2 separate regions of the Homo sapiens genome follow, and region 1 is linked to region 2. Evidence: chromatin loops called from intact Hi-C (ENCODE). Cell type or tissue: OCI-LY7. All regions are shown on one strand.

Evidence for each region. Hi-C counts contacts between places; a loop is a spot of excess contacts. Peaks named below come from ENCODE experiments on the same cell type or tissue, not always from the same donor. Only the 100,000 strongest peaks of a DNase experiment are listed, where the experiment ranks them.
Region 1: it touches region 2 in a loop (11-fold over the local background); 92 of 110 quality-filtered maps call a loop at or near these places.

What each region holds. Positions count from the first base shown.
Region 1 is chr1:67,148,377-67,150,876 of GRCh38, reverse strand. It overlaps a transcript of IL23R not described here. Among named protein-coding and RNA genes, the nearest start is that of C1orf141, 15 kb to the right of the region's middle. In OCI-LY7, CTCF peaks have their summits at 1,334 and 1,537 (motif pointing right); a DNase peak (open chromatin) is centred at 1,556; H3K4me3 peaks cover 389 bases; H3K27ac peaks cover 488 bases.
Region 2 is chr1:66,764,088-66,766,587 of GRCh38, reverse strand. All of the region lies in intron 2 of DYNLT5 (dynein light chain Tctex-type family member 5), which reads right to left. Among named protein-coding and RNA genes, the nearest start is that of DYNLT5, 13 kb to the right of the region's middle. In OCI-LY7, CTCF peaks have their summits at 1,206 and 1,416 (motif pointing left); a DNase peak (open chromatin) is centred at 1,387; H3K4me3 peaks cover 328 bases; H3K27ac peaks cover 1,295 bases.

The sequences.
Region 1 (2,500 bases), 380 kb before region 2:
GAACCAACCCAAATACCCATCAATGATAGACTGGATAAAGAAAATGTGGTACATATACACCATGGAATACTTTGTGGCTTTAAATTCCATCTATATGGAGATGACACTCAAATTTCTATATCCAGCTTGATCTCTTCTCTGAATTCCAGGTTCATATGACCCAACTGATTCAACATCTCTATCTGGATAACAGGCATTTCAAACCTTTTTTTTTTTTTTTTTTTACTTTAAGTTCCAGGATACATGTGCAGAACGTGCAGCCATAAAAGAAAATAAGATCATGTCCTTTGCAGGGACATGGATGGAGCTGGAAGCCATCATTTTCAGCTAACTAACACAAGAACAGAAAACCAAACATCACATGTTCTCACTCATAAGTGGGAGTTGAGCGATGAGAACACATGGACACAGGGAGGGGAACAACACACACCGGGACCTGTCAGAAGGTGGGGAGCAAGGGGAGGGAGAGCATTAGGACAAATACCTAATGCATGCAGGGCTTAAAATCTAGATGACGGGTTGATAGTTGCAGCAAACCACCATGGCAAATGTATACCTATGTAATGAACCTGCACATCCTGCACATTTATCCTGGAACTTAAAGTAAAAAAAAAAAAAAAAAAAAAAAGTTCGAAATGCCTGTTATCTAGATAAGATGTTGAATTGGTTGGGTCATATGAACCTGGAATTCAGAGGAGAGACCAAGCTGGATATATAAATTTGAGTATCACCTGCATATAGATGGAATTTAAAGCCACAAGCATGAATGGGATTACCAAGAAATTAGATATAGACTATAGATAGAAAAGGAAAGAAGTTCTAGGATTGAGCCCAGAAAATTCCTATGTAAAGATATCAGGAAAAATAAACCTAGGCATTTCTTTTTCTTTTCAGCTGAGCAACTCAGAGCCAAAGCAATTTTTCGACTAACTCTCCTTAAGAGGGTTACCAGAAAATTTTTGTATTTATGATTGGAAAAGTAGTTAACTGTATATACCATGAAACTATGGAATCTTGAGACTAAAATAGACCTTAACCTAAAGGATAATAAATTCAACTTGTTGGTTTTTCAACAGCAAATACTCTGAACTTTAAAAAACTAGCTTACTGGGTCATTCATCCAATTTCAACTTACGGATTTAATTTTAGTCAAATTATGGGAAATGATTGAAAAATGAACCTCCAGTATAAAGTAGGTAGCTTAGAGTACATATGGACATGTTCAGACAAAGGAGGAGGATCTAGTTCTCACTCAGGGATTTGGGCAGGGGGACCACTTTAATTCCACAAGTATTTATTGAGTGTCTATAACATGTAAGACACTTGATAGAGTACTTCGGGAAATACAAACGTGAATGAGACCCTGTCCTGTTCTTCAGAAAGATTACAACAGAAAAAAATGGGGAATAAGAGAAGCAAAATGCGATTAAGAGCCAAGGAGAAGCGGAGACAGGTCACGGAGGTTCAAGCTGAAGTGTGGAATAACTGCAGCTAGGAACTCTAAAAAGCCCCTAGGTGTCACTCTCCGCCTCCTGACTTCTTTCTCACTGCAAATCTGCTTTCCCCACGGGGTGGCCAACGAGGCTAACAACTCCCAGGTCTCACACTTCAGACTTTCTGCCACAAGAAAGAGTGCTCAATGCTCCCCCTCCAAGTACAAAATGCTGAGAAGAGCTCCCAGGGGCCCATTCAGCCTCTGGACTAACTGATGACAGGAAAGAGGATCTGATAGTGTAAGAAGAACCTGGTAAATTGTGTGGGAACCCTATGATTGGGAGTGAGTGGGCTGGGGTGGGAGGTATATCAGTTAGGTTATTATCACTACAATGTTCTATAACAAAGTGCCCCAACTAGTGGTTTAACACCACTATCATTCATTTTCACGGATCTGACGGTTGGCTAGGGCAGCCCTGCCAGGCAGTGATGACTAGAGTGGCTGTACTCCATTCTAGTGGAATAGTGGGTCTTAGGAACCCAGATCTCACTCCTCCTGGGCCCCTAAGCTAGACAGGGAACACAAGAGCCTCTGAAGTTTAGGTTCAGAGCCGTTCTAACACTGCTGCTACTGCCTGACCAAGCCATTGGTCAAAGAAAGTCACATGACTGGACACTAAGTCAAGGGGAAAGAAATACCTTCTGCCCACAGTGAAGCTATTGTTTAAAGTGGGGGACAGGGAAGCAGGAAGGGTAGCGCCAATCTTTTAATCTACCACAAAAGGTTAATGTGAGAAATAATTCTCAGAAGATAGTGAGAGACAGGACTAGCTGGATTCCCTAGGCCGACTAAGAATTCCTAAGCCTAGCTGTGGAAGGTGACCACACCCACCTTCAAACACGAGGCTTGTAACTCAGCTCACACCTGACCCATCAGGTAGTAAAGAGGGCTCACTAAAATACCAATTAGGCTAAAAGCAGGAGGTAAAGAAATAGTCAAATCATCTATCGCCTGAGCGCATAGCGGGAGGGACAATGATTGGGATATAAACCCAGGAATTCGAGC
Region 2 (2,500 bases):
TAAACCAGAATATGAGCTTGGCAAATTTTTAGAAATAAAACAGTTTTATGTTTTAAAATTGGGGAATTGCCAATATCAGTTCAGAATACTGGTTTAGAAAAACCTGGGCATATTTTCTATTGATAAACAGCTTCACTCAAATCCTTTGAAATCTTTAAAGATAAATATGTGAGATACCCAAAAAGTAAATTTATAATTTTAATTACCAGTGCCATATACCTGGCACAATACATTTTTGGGGTATATATCACAATATTACACATGGATGGGTTTCAGTTGTCTGTCATCAGACTTTCCCTAGTTTACAATGACAACCCTTCTAGACACGTGATCTCATTGTAAAGTGAATGCTACGGTTTTATTTTTTAAATATAAAAAATATTCTTGCTGTCTATGTGTTTTACCAGCTTGCTGGCATTTATGGAGAAAAAAATTCAATTGGCAAAACGTGTCCCAGAGAGTTATAAAGTTTTAGAAAGAAAGGTAGATGAAAAGTAATGTAATAAAAGAAAGTCTGGCGTAAACCACTGGTGAGAACACTTAACAAACTAACTAATATTATTGCAGATGGAAGAGTAACAACTTGTAATTCAATGAAAAATACAGTGAATATCTGAAACCACATGTGCTATTGCTGAGGACAGACAGCCTGCATACAGAAGTAGCTGCATGAAATTGGTCCAGAATAACAAAAGTAATCCTCCTTATTTGTACCTGGCTGACACTGGAAATGCACCATGCTAATCCAATAGTATGCATTCTGATTATTTGCAGGAAAAAGACAAAAAAATTATTTAAGAAGTTAGAGCCTGTAGTCCCAGCTGCTTGAGAGGCTGAGGCCGGAGAATTGCTTGAACCTGGGAGGCGGAGGTTGCAGTTAGCCGAGATCACGCCACTGCACTCCAGCCTGGGCAACAGAGCAAGACTCCATCAAAAAAAAAAAAAAAGAAAAAGAAAAGAAAAAGTTAGAACATATTTACTCTTTAATGAAATTCATTTTTTTCTTAAAAACATCTTGCAAATTTGCTTGCTGACCAGTCTTTGAATTACCTAGATAAACACAAGGCATGTCTTTTTATTATGACAGTTAGAGATGGTAACAATAATTTCAGTTAATTCTCATCAGCCACAATAGCATCTAATTATTATTGAGAACTCATTTCCATACGTTTTCAGAGTTATTATTATACCTAGATGTTTTGAAGCTGCAGGAAGAGATAATATTGAACGCATAACTGGCCTTAGAGACATTAAAGTAGTATCTTTAAAGGTCAGAATATCATCTTTTCCTTCTATTTGTAACTATGAAATGCCTGGAACCACCATGTTTATAAATATAGTATCATTTAAGTGTGTCTTCTTCGGAGGGGAGATAAGCTGTTATTAAATCATGTGCTGCCTCCCAGTGGTGATATTTCAGAGTGCACAGAGAAAAACAAGGTCTTCAGGGTATAAATTTGTACATTTGTACTTTCCATTTTTCTTCATTCTTTCAACAAATGTTTATTGCCCACAACATGTCAGGCACAGTGGGAAGTACTGGTAACACAGATAAAAATAAGAGCCCTTCTGCTCAAAAAACAGGATGTAGAATGAGATTAAATATGCATAGAAACTCCTTTACTTGGGAACTTTCCACCTAAGACTATCCATGGATATTTTTATGAGTGTTATGCTCAAGAGCAAAGCATACCAACTTGTCCCCAGCAGTAGATGATGTTATTTGTCTGGTAAGGTAAGTTAGTTTTGCAGTTATTTAGTTTATTCCAAATTTGCTGGATTTTTATGTACAGGCATATCTCATTTATTGTGACTCACTTTATTCTGCTTTGCACACAATGTGTGTTTACAAATTGAAGGTTTGTGGCAACCTTGCATTGAGCACATCTGTCAGCATTATTTTTCCAACAGCATGTGCTTACTTCATGTCTCTACGTCACATTTTGTTAATGCTCACAATATTTTAGATTTTCATATTACATCTGTTATGGAGAGCGATGATCAGTGTTATTTTATGTTATTATTGTAATTGGTTTAGGGTGCCACAAACTGTATCCATATAAAGAAGCTGACTTAATTGATAAATGTTATGTGTGTTCTGACTTCTCCACTGACCAGCCATTTCCCATGTCTCTCTCTTTGGGTCTTCCTATTTCCTGTGACACAACAATATTGAAATTAGGCCAATTAATAATCCTACAGTGGTCTCTAAGTGTTCAAGTGAAAGGAAGAGTCCCACATCTCTCACTTTTAAATCAAAAGCTAGAAATAACCAAGTGTGGTGAGGAAGGCATGTCAAAAGCCGAGATAGGCTGAAAGCTAGGCCTTTTGGGCCAACAATTAGTCAAGTTGTGACTATAACTAAGTAGATTTTTTGTTTGTTTGTTTTTGTTTTTTTTTGAGACAGAATCTCGCTTTGTCACCCAGGTTGGAGTGCAGTGGTATGATCTTGGCTCACTGCATCTTCAAACTCCCAGGCTCAGGTGATCCTCCCACCTCA